Regions from separate parts of the Homo sapiens genome. Here region 1 is linked to region 2. Evidence: read pairs that join two places in POLR2A ChIA-PET (ENCODE). Cell type or tissue: OCI-LY7. All regions are shown on one strand. Links, peaks and the distances in the headings refer to the core of each region. The heading gives the core; the rest is flanking DNA.

Region 1 (6,475 bases), core at 1,476-6,475, 130 kb before region 2:
AAAGCTAGAAATGACTAAGTTTGGTGAGAAAGGCATGTTGAAAGCCAAAACAGGCTGAAACCTAGGCCTCTTAAACCAAATAGCCACACTGTGAATGAAAAGGTAAAGTTCCTGAAAGAAATTAAAAGTGCTACTCCAGTGAATATACAAATAAGAAAGTGAAACAACTTTATTGCTGATATGGAGTAAGTTTGAGTGGTCTCGACAGGTGATCAAACCAGCCACAACATTCCCTTGAGCCAAGGCCTAATCCAGAGCAAGTCTCCAACTTTCTTCCATTCTATGAGGCTGAGAGAGATGATAAGGCTACTGAAGAAAAGTCTGAAGCTAGCTCTAGAGCTTGGTTCATGAGGTTTAAGGACAGAAACTGTCTCTGTAACATAATAATACAAGATAAAGCAACAGCTGATGTAAAAGCTGTGGCAAGTTATCTGGAAGATTTAGTTAAGATCATTGATGAAGTTGAGAATATACATTAAACAACAGACTTTCAGTGTATACAGAACAACCTTGTATTGGAAAAAGATGGCATCTAGGACTTGCATAGCAAGAGAGGAGTCAATGCCTGGCTTCAAAGCACAGGCTGACTCTCTTGTTACAGGCTAATGTAGCTGGTGACTCTAAATTGAAGCCAGTGCACATTTACAACTCTGAAAATCCTAGGGTCCTTAAGAATGATGCTAAATCTACTGTCTGCTCTAGAAATGGAACAACAAAGCCTGGATGACAGTACATCTGTTAACAGCATGATTTACGGAGTATTTTAAGCTCACTATTAAGACCTACTATTCAGAACACAAGATTCCTTGCAAAATATTACTTTGACAATGTACCTAGTCACCCAAAAGCACTAACAGAGGTGTACAAGGAGATTAATATTATTTTCATATTTGCTAACACATCCATTCTGCAGCCCGTGGATAAGTAGTCATTTTGATTTTCAATTATTATTATTAAAGAAATATATTTCATACAGTTATAGCTGCCATAGATAATGATTACTTTGATGGACGTACACAAAGTAAATTGATAACTTTCTGGCAAGGATTCACTATTCTAGACACCCTAAGAACATCCTGTGATTCATGGGAGGAGGTCAAAGTATCAACATTAACACGAGTTTGGAATAAGTTGATTTCACCCACATGGATGACTTGGAGGTGTTTAAGACTTCAGCGGAGGAAGGAACTGCAGATGTGGTGGAAATAGCAAGAGAACTAGAACTAGAAGTAAAGCTTGAAGACATGATGGAATTGCTTCAATCTCAGATAAAATTTTCACAGATGAGGAGTCGCTTTTTCCAGATAAGCAAATGGTTTCTTTAGATGGAATCTACTCCAGGTAAAGATGCTGTCGACATTGTTGAAACAACAACAAAAGATTTAGAATACTTTATGAACGTAGTTGAGCATGCAGAGGCAGGGTTTGAGAGGACTGACTCCAATCATGAAAGCAGTTCCACCGTGGGTAAAACACTATCGAATAGCATTGCATGCTACAGAGAAATCTTTTATGAAAGAAGAGTCAACTGATGCAGTAAACTTCATTGTTTCATTTTAGGAAATTGCCACAGCCACCCCAACCTCAGCAACCACCACCTTGATCAGTCAGTGGCCATCAACACACAAGGCAGACCCTCCAGAAGCAAAAAGATGAAGATTTGCTGAAAGTCCAGATGATCGTTAGCATTTTTTAGCAATAAAGTCCTGTAAAATTAAGGTATATACATTGTTTTTAGATGTAATGGTCTTGCACACTTAATAGAATACAGTAGAGCATAAACATAAGTTTAATATGTACTAGGAAACAAAAAAAAATTGTGTGACTTGCTTAATTGCAATATTTGCTTTATTGTGGTGCTCTGGAACCAACTCTGCAATATCTCTGAGGTGTGTCTGTATCTTCAGGATATTTCTTCAATGCTCCTTTTCTCTCTCTCTCTTTTTTTTTTTTTTAACATAAATAAAGGAGAACCAAAGGTAGAACTTACTTTTCAGAACTAATCAAACTATATCACTCTAACACATGGTTTTTAGACACAGAATAAATGGTTCGGTTTTAAGCACACGTAGTTTCTCTGCGTGAATTACTCAAGTAATTGTGTCTCTGCAGATCAGGGTACATTCAGTGCATATCTGTAGAATTGTATCATTTCAGTAAAATGGAGAGTCTGCATAATCACATTCACCCCATTTTAGAAGACAACTGAGAACATGACAGAACAGCACTCAACTCCGTGTCTCCTTTGAAAAAAAAAAAAAAGTGCCAAGTTATCCCATGAATTCTTCCCAAAGTGTTAACATGGAATTGAAATAAAGTCATACGAAATAGCATAAAAAATGTGAAAGGGTGTCATGTATGAAACTCAAATGTCTTACCACTTAAAATATAACACAGCTTTTATGTGAACAAATACAATAATTCCCATTTTATCTAAATGAACTCTAGAACAGTTGAACAGGCTTGAAAATCCAGTACCACAGAAAGAAGTAAGGAGTTGCACCATTGAGAAGGTGAGAAAGGGAAGAAGACTAAGCAGCCAGCTAAAAGTGGGAGAGCCCAGAGGCTTCTCCCCTTGATCACTCCTCTCCTCCCCAAATCAATACTAACTCAGGATTCTTATTTTATATTACAAGTAACAGTTTTCTTGTACAAAGCAATGAGGAACGTACCCTCTCTTACTGGAAAACATCAGCTGTGGGGCAGTACCTTGGTACAGGATAAGCCCCATTCCCATCCGTGTTTTCCACACTATCTCCATCCAGCCCATAACACCCTTTCATCTTTTACCTCTTCTCCAAACCTTTACTAACAAGAGTCAGCTCTGTTTCCACCTCTAACATTAGGCCAGAACTTCCTTATACTAATATTAACATCTACCTCTTTATTTTATTTTTTATTTTTTGAGATCGAGTCTTGCTCTGTTGCCCAGGCTGGAGTGCAGTGGCGCGATCTCGGCTCACTGCAACCTCCACCTCCTGGAGTTCAAGCAATTCTCCTGCCTCAGCTTCCTGAGTAGCTGGGACTACAGGTGCGTGCCACCACACCCGGCTAAATTTTTTTTTTTTTTTTGTATTTTTAGTAAAGACAGGGTTTCACCGTTTTAGCCAGGATGGTCTTGATCTCCTGACCTCGTGATCCGCCTGCCTCGGCCTCCCAAAGTGCTGGGATCTCTTTTTTTTTTTTTCAGACAGAGTCTCACTCTGTCACCAGGCTGGAGTGCAGTGGCATGATCTCGGCTCACTGCAACCTCCGCCTCCCGGGTTCAAGTGATTCTCCTGCCTCAGCCTCTTGAGTAGCTGAGATTACAGGCACACACCACCACACCCAGCTAATTTTTGTATTTTTAGTAGAGACGGGGTTCCCCCATGTTGGCCAGGATGGTCTTTATCTCTTGACCTCATGATCTGCCTGCCTCAGCCTCCCACAATGCTGGGATTACAGGCGTGAGCCACCACACCTGGCCAACATCTATCTCTTAAGTCCACGATGATTTCTGGGGATCTTGTCCATCCACAGTTTTTACTGAAAACCGTAAACTATATACAGGCACTTGAAATATGCAGGCAGTTAAACCCTTTAGCTAAAGGTTAAGTGTTAGAAGTTCTAGGCGATAATCTCACAATGGTTACAATTATCTCTGAGATTTAAGCAAGTGATCATTATGTTTTCATGTGATACATGGTGACCACAATACTCTATTCCATCTTCTCAATGAATTGAGAAAATACCAAATAATAACACACAAGTAAGTGCTCTCAATTATGCAAGGGGTATATACAAATGGAAAGCAGTACTTGTTGCTATTTTTCTTTATACCACAAACACTGAATAAGTCAGAGGAAGTACATTTCCAACACTAAGGAAATGCAAGCCTAAATTAACCAAATCAGTTTCTATCTACTAATCAATAGATGGCATTATTTCAATATGCATTTTTCATGAAACATGATAAAATAATGAGAATAATTCTTCAAGACCTGCAAAAATCAATGATTTCCCATGACTGTCTTACCTAACATGCTTTTGGCATTTAAGTTGCCACTTTGTATCACAAAAAAAGCAACGTTAAACGTAGCTGATTCTGACACTGAGAAGCTGGGTGACCCTCAAGTTCCTTAACCATTATTAATTACAGCTGTCCTCATTGGTAAAGTGGCAATGATCACCACAAGATTACTAGGGTGTCAGATAATATAAGTGCCCAAGCACATAAAAGCATTCATAAATAGTACCCCCCATAGACATTCTTATTGAAAATTCAATATTAGGATCACTCTCCAAGTAAACTGTGGGGCTCCTTCAAGTCAGATTCTTGCCTACCTTCATCCCTCATAACTCACACCATTTTGTGACTAAAAATGAATGTGTTTGAAATCAAACTGAGAAGAGAATTAATCCACATGATAAAATTTAAGCTCAATTAAGTGCTAAATTGGGTGGGTAGTGATTGTAAGTAGATTCAATAAAAGTGCAAATACAAGAGAGATCAATGGAAATGCTTTCTGGAAGAGGGATTTTGTGCTGGGACTTGCAAGACAACTATGACTGAAATAAACTAAAGGAACAGAGGAGGGTGCTTCAGGTTGTAGTCACTGCTATTAGCTAAGAAATATTACATATATTAACTTCTTTACTTTCCCAGAAACTCCATGAGGCAGATATTATAATCCCCATTTTACAGATAAAGAAACTGAGACAGATTAAGTAGCTTGCCCAGGTTACACAAAGTGTCAGAGTAGGACATAAATACAGAAAATTTGGCTTCAAAATCCACACATCGTATCGCATAGTCATCAAAATAAGATCTACTGATCAGAAAAGAGAGTACATCTCACTGTATCAGCTGCAAACAACAGAATCCCCTCCGTATAGTTTAAGTGGATAGAGACACTTTTTCAAATATCAGCTCAGAAATCTCAGTACATCAGAGAATCAGCCAGGAACAACATGGGTGGGGCAAAGCGCAAGCACACTAGGTCTGCTCCAGTAAAAATACCACTGCTGCCACCTCCAAGTGTGTGGTGCCAGAAATGTCACAGCCTCTGCCACAACGCCGTTAAGTCCTAACCATTGCACTTGCCCAAACAGCTGTTCTGTGTGCAGGCAGCCTTACATTGCTCCCTTCTGCATCCCTTTTATGCATGGTACAGCAGATGGGCAACATGTCCATATCCTAGCAGCAAGAGAGTCTAGGAAATGCAGATGAAAAAATAAAGATTCTATCTTGGGAGGACTGGAATCACAACACAAGAAAGTAACAACATGTCAACATGATAAATAAAAGATGTCAGGCAATCACAAAAGGCCACTACACACCCTGATCACAAGCAGGCTGAAAGGTTCTGAGAAATAAAGTCAGCTATATAAAGTAGGGTCAGATTATATAGGTGCAACTGCATTTGAAAACAATTTACTCTGTCCAATAAAGGCCATAGGTCTCTTAACAATAGCAAGACATTGTTTAGGGAATAATGTAAAGATGATTGGTTCAAAAATTGCAAGTGCCAGAAACTTGAATTTTTTCCCCACCATTTAGAAATGTTATATCATAAAAGCATAGTCATATGCATCATTTTTTTAAAAAACGCAAATATCTATTAAATAAACTCTATTAAATAAACTGGCCACATCATATGTCATACATTATTTTTGCCTCTTACAGTTTTCTTATATTTCTTCAAGGATCATTTTCTAAGACAATGGAGACACTGAATGCTAATAATGTTTTATGTTTTTGGAAACAATTTGAATTAAAATACTACATATTAACTAGAAAAGTTTTTTATTCAATTTGGGAAATTGAAAGTTTTTTAAAAACCATCATTCATTTAACTGTCACAACCATATATGTTTCTGAATAACGTTTGAAATGCTTTCTACAGTAACAATTGTTTTTAGTAGTTCATGTTTAAGGAAAGACACACATGATAAGACATAGTATTTCTGAGTAAAATCCAGAATACAGAATTAAACACATCTATTTTAAAATGGCAATTATTGGTAAAAGGCAAGTATATAACGGCACAATATCAATGTTTTGATTTTACAGTATAAACAGACTGACAGTAGCAATTTTTTCCTGATAATAAAGTAATAAAGCACAGCATTACTTTGGAGCATCATTAATGTTAAATCTTTTTTCAACATCTATGTGAATAACTGGAAACATTTTTTTTTTTTTTTTTTTTTTGAGACGGAGTTTCGCTCCTTGCCCAGGCTGGAGTGCAATGGCGCGATCTCGGCTCACAACATCCTTCGGGTTCAAGCAATTCTCCTACCTCAGACTCCTGAGTAGCTAGGATTACAGGCATGTGCCACCATGTCTCGCTAATTTTTTGTATTTTTAGTAGAGATGGTGTTTCTCCATGTTGGTCAGGCTGGTCTCAAACTCCCAACCTCAGGTGATCCACCCGCCTCGGCCTCCCAAAGTGCTGGCATTACAGGCATGAGCCACTGCCCTAGCCACATATTT
Region 2 (8,021 bases), core at 882-5,881:
AAGTATAGAATGAATGGTTGCAAGCTTGAATTATTGCATGAATATTCTTGGACTAGAAATGTTTTTAAAATATTGCCTAAAATTATATCAGTACATTGTTAAGAGGGAGAATGAGGTGGAGGGAAAGCAGAAAACTTTGTGGCATGTCTGCATTTTAGTCACAATGAATGGTAAAATGGGACCTAGAGACACATAGTCATTAAAAGAACTAAGGATAAATTCATTCTGTGGGATTAATGGGTACAGAATATTACTATGAACATTTAGAGGCATATTTCTTAGTCGTAATTAAGAAAGTATTTGTGTCATATCTTAATGAAATCCCACTCTCAAGAAACATTTGCATGTATTTCATCACATAAAAATAATCTTAGGGCACTGTAAATTTTAAATTGCTCCAGAATATCTTCAATAGGTATTTCATACTACTCACAGTATGAAAATTCTTAGACCAAAGAAAGAAAACAACAAAACATATAAAGTCTGCTCCTAACTCCAAAGACTGACAACTGACAGGCTTGTGAAGGCCACTGGAACAATTCATAAAGAGAAATCAAAGCAACTGACTTCAGAATGATCATTTAAATTTTCAGATGCTTTGGCCAAAAATTTGGTATCATTTATACATGATACAGAATATAAAAAAGCCATTAGGGTAGCTGTAGTCAGAAGCTGGAGTTTTTCCATCAGCATAAAAATCCCACGGAGAGTCAGCTCACCATGACCTGTATCAATTCCCTTGTAGAGGACCAAGCCCGAGACCTGATGGGAGAGGCTGGCAAGGAAGAGCAAGGAAGTGAATACTTGGTTTTAGAAAGACAGAACAAAAGAGAACTTCAAGATTATCAAGTTCAAATGATTCATTTTACAAATGAAAAAACAACTCAAGGCTTAATGCAGGAGCACATAAGCTTCTAAGATCAGAATCCAGGGCCATTCTCACAACTGTGCTGCCTCCTTTGTTAATGCAATTTTTTGGTGTTCCTAATATATCAAGGTTCCTATACATTTTGCTAACTACATTAACACCATTGGCTTTTATTCACTGGACCGTGTACTTTCCATTCTTGATAGAATTGCTTGTACCTCATTTTCCAAAATAAAAACAATGTCTACGATCTTAAGAAAAATTACTCATAAGCTTAAACATCTTCAGTGCACATATACACTAATTTGAAATTAGCAAAGACTTAATACTAAAGAAAATAAAAGTTCATTGTATTATACTTTGTATGGACACATGACATTTATTCCAAAACATGATAATACAGCATCACACACATCAGAACATCGCGATGAAGAAGGTAAGAAATTACAATAACAGGGCAAAGAAATTAAGACAAAGAGACGTCAAATATCTTGCTCAAGAGCACCTAGCAGAATATGCAATTGTACAGCAGCCACTGACATTTACCAAATATTTTTAAAGCATCAGAAAAATCATGTTAAGAAAAACTGCCATAAGAAAGCTAACAAAGTTGTAACAAGTCAAATTCTGCCCTTTACTCTCTCACCAAAATATCGTGTAGTGTTGGCATCAAGTAGTTGGAAGTTTAGACTTCTATTTCTCAAATCCATTCCATTTACTTACATGTCTTTAAAAGGCAAAACCCTAGCTGTAAAGCAATTTATTAGAAGAAAAAAAATGTTTGTACTGATGGAACACAACAACAAATCAATACAAAGCATTTATTTACTTTGCCATCAGATTATCTGAGGATGTCTGGAAACTGTATTTTCTTGGTTCTTTACAAGATGCAACAGAAAGCTGCAAAGCGTGCTCCAGTAGGTCTGATCTCGTATCACACTGTGCACATATGATGTGCATCACCATCTATGCAAGAATATGGAAACAAACTATAGGCACAGTCAACCTTCCACAGTGTTTTTACAAAGCTCTTCTGTTTTCACCTGGGCTTAGCTTCTCTGCAGCCAGAGCTCACCATGGCTCTTACCACGGACAGTCAAGATACGTCCAAAGGAAATTTTCCCTGTAACACTGGAAGGTAGGATAAGCAACGGTGGCAGAGGGAAAAAAACAACCAACAACAATTTACCCTAAACACTGAGTTGTTCTAGCAGCAGGTGGACAATAAGCAGTGTATATAAAACCTCAAGTCTGGGGCCAGGATAAACGGAGGCATGTAAGGCCCAGGAAGGACAAACAGCAGGCTTGGATAATGATATCAAAACAACCCCAAGAACAGTGGTAGATGTGCACAGGTGGGTAACAGAGGCAGAAGAAACAGAAAGAAGCATTGAGCATGAGCTGTGCCAACACCTTCTGAGGCTATCCTCAACCCAGTTCAGGAAAACATGGGTGTACCTGAGAACTCAGATGCAGACACCTGCAGATACTTGCCAGAAGAGGAAAGCAGAAGGAGGTAAGAGTCCAGCAGCTCCCAACCACAAATGTTTTTAAAATAGGATATAGGAATGGAGGAGGTCTGAGGGAGGAAGAAAGGGAGAGCAAGAGGGAGGGAAAGAGGGAGAGAAGCAGGCAAGAATGGAGCCCACACTGTGATTTAAAGAGGAAGAAAACCAAGAACCATATTGGGTGTACACAGCAGCCCATCAGTTATGCAACATACATGTAACCCAAATTTCACTGACTGTCACTTCTTTCTAAAGCATCTGTTAGGGGATTTGTTCCTGTATGTTCGTTGGTAGTTTTTTAGGGCCTGGCTTTTATTGCTCACTTGTCATTCTACTTACAGTAAAGATTAATAACACTTCATATGGTGTGTGATGAATAAGAAATTCAACTGACACGGCACTAGGTGTAAAATTATGCAGTACATCCATCGCTTTGAGTGCATGAGAATTCGATTTAACATGAAGAGCTCCCTGCACAGAGGGGAGAAGTAAAACTTATCTAAGTATTTGCCATGCTTATTCTACAAATAGGCTCAGAAAAGTAATCTGTGAAAATAAAAATTGTGTTACCCATCTATATTGTTGAACTAAAAAATGTTATTTCGAAGTTACAGTAAACCCCAACTCATCTAAAATCTACTAGACCAAAAAAGCCGAGATTACCATAATTATTTTTGGCTTTAATTCTATGTGTAAAAGAGGAATGGAAAAATATTTAAGAGCCATGTCTGCCTTTTTTGGGAGGGGAGAGAAGGATGAAATTCATCTCAGTGGAAAAATAAATCTGCATACCTACACACCTCCCTTGTGGGGCCTGGTAAAGGAGTGAAAAGACCTGGAGAAAGTATTAATGGGTCTCTAGATGAGCAAAAGGAGGCCCAGAAGTGGGTGTGGGCACAGGAGCCAGAGAAAGTTGCAGTGCTCTGTGTAACTCAGACTCAACATTATTTTTGTACTCTGCAGTGAGAGACAGAGAGACCAGCCATGATGAGCTGCCAGATACAAGCTGCTGAATCCTGAAGAGGCACTTTTAAAAAACATGGTCTAATATTCGATTTCAGGCTTTTTTGTTTCTGAACTTCTGAACTTTTGTTGCCCTTATCTTCATTATCTTCATAAAGTTTACCCAACATGATCTTAATTTTAAAAAAACAGAAAGGCAAGGGAAAAGGGCTGTGTTCCTGTGTGGGTGGAGACAAAGTACAACAGGGACAGCCAGTTCATAATGGCGAGACAGACACAAAGCTGGAAATCCAGCTGCCTGAAACCTCCACCCCATCCCCAGGGACCGAGAGGGAACTGTGACCTCCTCCCATCCCTAATCTCACTGGGCTCCCAAAGAACAGGTTACAGCATGTACTACACTCTGAGAAGACAAAAGCAATCGAAACGATGGCTACAATGGTAACTGTTAAGACCAAAGCACTCAGCTAGTATAAGACAAAATATCTATAAATAAAAAAGACAATTTTGACCATATCAATCAGTCACTTCCACCTCCTAAACTGGAATAACAAGTTGCTTTTCTTATCCCCAGTCATTGATATACAGAAGAGACAAGTCAATTCAATGGCCAGAAATTGCCAATGATGAAATTATTCAACTATTTTAAAAGAGAATATATTATCAGCTCTTAAAATTGAGCACAAAAATTCAAAAATGAGAGACAGTAACATCCTGAAAGTTATTTTTGTTATACATAAGGGAAATGAGGAAAAATAAGGGAATGGTAACATTCAAAGGGAGAAGAGAAAGATGAAGAGTAAGAAGGAAGGAGGTCAAAGCATGTACAGTGAAGGGAAGAATCAGATGAAAACAGAGATAGAGACTTGGAAACAGGGAAAAACAAAAACTGAAAGAGTTCATGCAGCCACTTTATAGCTATGTAATTTTTTTTTTTTTTTTTGAGATGGAGTCTCACTCTGTCACCCAGGCTCCAGTGCAGTGGCATGATCTCGGCTCACTGCAACCTCCATCTCCCAGGTTCAAGCAATTCTCCTACCGCAGCCTCCCGGGTAGCTGGGAGTACAGGCATGCACCATCACGCCCAGCTAATTTTTGTATTTTTAGTAGAGATGGGTTTTTGCCATGTTGGCCAGGCTGGTCTCAAACTCCTGACCTCAACTGATCCACCCGCCTCGGACTCCCAAAGTGCTGGGATTACAGGCATGAGCCACTGTGCCCGGCCAGCTATATAATCTTTGATAAGTTTCTCAGAACCTTAGTTTCCTCATCTGCAAAATGGGTGTGAAGGAATTTATCTCATAATTTTATCTTTTTTTTTTTTTTTTTTTTTGAGACAGAGTCTCGCTCTGTCACCCAGGCTGGAGTGCAGCGGCATCATCTCGGCTCACTGCAAGCTCCGCCTCCGGGTTCACGCCGTTCTCCTGCCTCAGCCTCCCGAGTAGCTGGGACTACAGGCGCCCGCCACCACGCCCGGCTAATTTTTTTGTATTTTTAGTAGAGATGGGGTTTCACTGTGTTAGCCAGGATGGTCTCGATCTCCTGACCTCATGATCCGCCCACCTCGGCCTCCCAAAGTGCTGGGATTACAGGCTCATAATTTTATCATTTAAATAATATATGCAAAAGTAACACACATATAAAAATGCATAGCCATACACAGCAGAGTGTAAAAGAAGGAAAGACATTTTAAAGTATAAGATGATCATGAATGAGACCTGCTACTATGAACTTGGATTGTTGTTCTTATTTTCTACTTATTTGATTTGATTTTAGATTCAGGGTACACATGTGCAGGACTGTTACACGGATATATTGCATAATGCTGGGGTTTGGGCTTCTAATGAGCCCATCACCCATAAATGATCATTGTACCCAAAAGGTAATTTTTCAGCCCTATTCCCCTCCTAATCTCCTGCCTTTTGGAGTCCCCCAGTGTCTATTGTTTATGACTATGTGGACCCACTGTTTAGTTCCCACTTATAAGAACATGCAGTATTTTATTTTCTGTTTCTGACTTATTTCACTTAGGATAGTGGCCTTCAGGTTTCATCCATGTTGCTGCAAAGGACAACAGTTTCATATTTTTATGGCTGCATAGTATTTCAGTGTGTATACACCACATTCTCTTTATCCAGACAACTGCTGACAGACATTTAGGTTGAATCCATGACTTTGCTATTGTGAATAGTGCTGCGATAAACACACAAGAGCAAGCATTTTCATAGAATGATTTATCTTCCTTTGGGTAGACACCCAGCAGTGGGATTGCTGGGTTGAATGGCAATTCTATTTTTAGTTTCTTGAGAAATCTCCAAACTGCTTTCCACAGGGGTTGAACTAGTTGTTCCCACGAGCAGTATACATGCATTCTCTTTTTTCTGCATCCACACCAACAACTGTTGTTTCTTGACTTTTTAATAATTGCTATTCTGACAATTATTATCATGTGTAAGATGATATCTCATTGTGGTTTTGATTTGCATTTCTCTGATTAATGATGTTGAGCATTTCTTCATGTTTGTTGGCCACTTACATGTCTTCTTTTCAGAAGTGTCTGTTCATGACCTTGGTCCACTTTTTAATGGAGTTTTTTTTCTTGTTGAATTCTGTGTGGATTCCGGATATTATTAGTCCTTTATTATCAGAGGCATAATTTGCAAATGTTTTCTCCCATTCTGTAGATTGCCTGTTTATTTTGTTGATTATTTCTTTTGCTGTGCAGAGGCTTTTTAACTTAAGTTCCATTTGTCTATTTTTGATTTAGTTGCATTTGCTTTTGGGGAATTAGCCATAAACTCTTTGTCTAGGCCAATATCCAAAAGAGTTTTACCTTCCAGGGCTTTTATAGTTTCAGGTCTTATATTTAAGTCTTTAATCCATCTTAATTTTTGTATATGGTGAGAGACAGGGGTCCAGTGTCATTCTTCTGCACAAAGCCAGCCATTTTCCTAGCACCATTTGTTGAATAGAGTGCCACTTCCCCATTGTTTATTTTTGTCCACTTTGTCAAAGATCAGTTGGTTGCAGTATGTGGCTTGATTTCTGGGTTCTCTATTTTTCTCTATTGATCTATGCATCTATTTTTGTACCAGTACCATGATGTTTTAGTTACTATAGCTTTGTAGTATAATTTGAATTCAAGTAACATGATGCCTCTAGCTTTGCTCTTTTTGGTTAGGATTGTTTTGGTTGCTCGTGGTCTTTTTTGTTTTCATATAAACTTAAGGATTTTTTTTTAATTCTGTGAAGAATAACTTTGGTATTTTCATAGAAATTGTGTCGAATCTGTAGATTACTTTGGACAGTTTGGTCATACTAACAATATTGATGCTTCCAATCCATTTGTTTGTATCAATTAAAATTTCTTTCATTAGTGTTTTGTAGAACTTCTTCTTAAGAAGACATCTTTCGCCTCCGTGGTTAAATGTATACCTAGGTTTTGTGTGTGTGTGTGTGTGTGTGTGTGTGTGTGTGTGTGTGTGTGTGTTGTAAATGGGGTTGAGTTCCTGATTTGGTTCTCAGCTTGAACATTACTGGTGTACAGAAATGCAACTGAATTTTGTACACTGGTTTTGTATCCTACAACTTTACTGAAGTTGTTTATCAAGTCTAGGAGCCTTTCCAAAAAGTCTTTTGGGTTTTCTAGGTATAAGATCATGCCATCAGTGAACAGAGATAATTTTACTTCCTCTTTTCCAATTTGGATGTCTTTTATTTCTCTCTTACCTGATTGCTCTGGCTAGGCCTTCCAGTACTCTGTTGAATAGGAGTGGTCGTTTTCTATTTTCTAAAATGTTCACTGATCTCTATTCACAGGTTTTAACTTCTTGAACTTTACTCCTGAAAAAGCACTTCACTATTGATAGAGCACTTATTTCCTACCAGAAGAGAAATTATTTTCTAGTAGACAAGGGTGAGGGGAATAGTACCATCTCATGGGCTAAGTCTAGACCTTGGTCCCTGGGTTACCATGTGTGGTCCAATACTTTCAACACAAACAAAAATGCAGCTATCGAATCAAGGCCTTGAGGCATTGTACAATAAAGTAACATTCATCATAGCAAGAGTTCACATTAACTTTGGTCTTTTTATGTAGGAGGTACCAAATGAGGCATTTCAGATATATTCTCTCAAAACATCACAACAATCCTTTAAGGTTAAGTTCTATCAATAAGGTCATCTTATAAATGAGGAAACTGAGGCCCTGATATGTTAGGTAACTTAGCCTAGGTCATGTAACACTGAGGGAGGAACTAGGTTTCAAACACAGATAGGTGGGTTCTGGAGCCTAGCTTTTAATCACTAAGACAAATTTCATGATCCTTAAGAAACTTCTAAGTTCCAAAGACAGATGAAATCAAGGTCCAGAAAAATTTAATATAAGCATACTACAGTTTTTCCTAATTGCCCTCTAAAGTGGCACGCCAGTTATTGCACACAGTGACTTTCAATTAGACTCATCCATCTAATTTCCATGATACTTCCTAGACTGTGAGACCACAGATAAAAAAAACACTCTGGGGTCTCAGTTTCTTCACCTGTGATTAAAAACAATCCCAATGATGTCCCAAGTTCTAGCAAATAATGAAAAATTACTCTGCAACCTCTGCCATAACTTCCAAGTATCCCGAGGCTAATCTGATCCTTTTCCCACTGAAACATGGTGGCACTCTCTGAGC

The links. ChIA-PET counts read pairs that join two places held together with the same protein. Peaks named below come from ENCODE experiments on the same cell type or tissue, not always from the same donor. Only the 100,000 strongest peaks of a DNase experiment are listed, where the experiment ranks them.
Region 1: POLR2A ChIA-PET joins it to region 2 with 8 read pairs; 2 of 35 experiments call an interaction of 5 or more read pairs at or near these places.

What each region holds. Positions count from the first base shown.
Region 1 is chr13:73,924,690-73,931,164 of GRCh38, forward strand. All of the region lies in intron 3 of KLF12 (KLF transcription factor 12), which reads right to left. Among named protein-coding and RNA genes, the nearest start is that of KLF12, 210 kb to the right of the region's middle. In OCI-LY7, for the core only: no CTCF peak of the experiment used is centred there; no DNase peak of the experiment used is centred there.
Region 2 is chr13:74,053,703-74,061,723 of GRCh38, forward strand. All of the region lies in intron 1 of KLF12 (KLF transcription factor 12), which reads right to left. Among named protein-coding and RNA genes, the nearest start is that of KLF12, 77 kb to the right of the region's middle. In OCI-LY7, for the core only: no CTCF peak of the experiment used is centred there; no DNase peak of the experiment used is centred there; H3K27ac peaks cover 296 bases.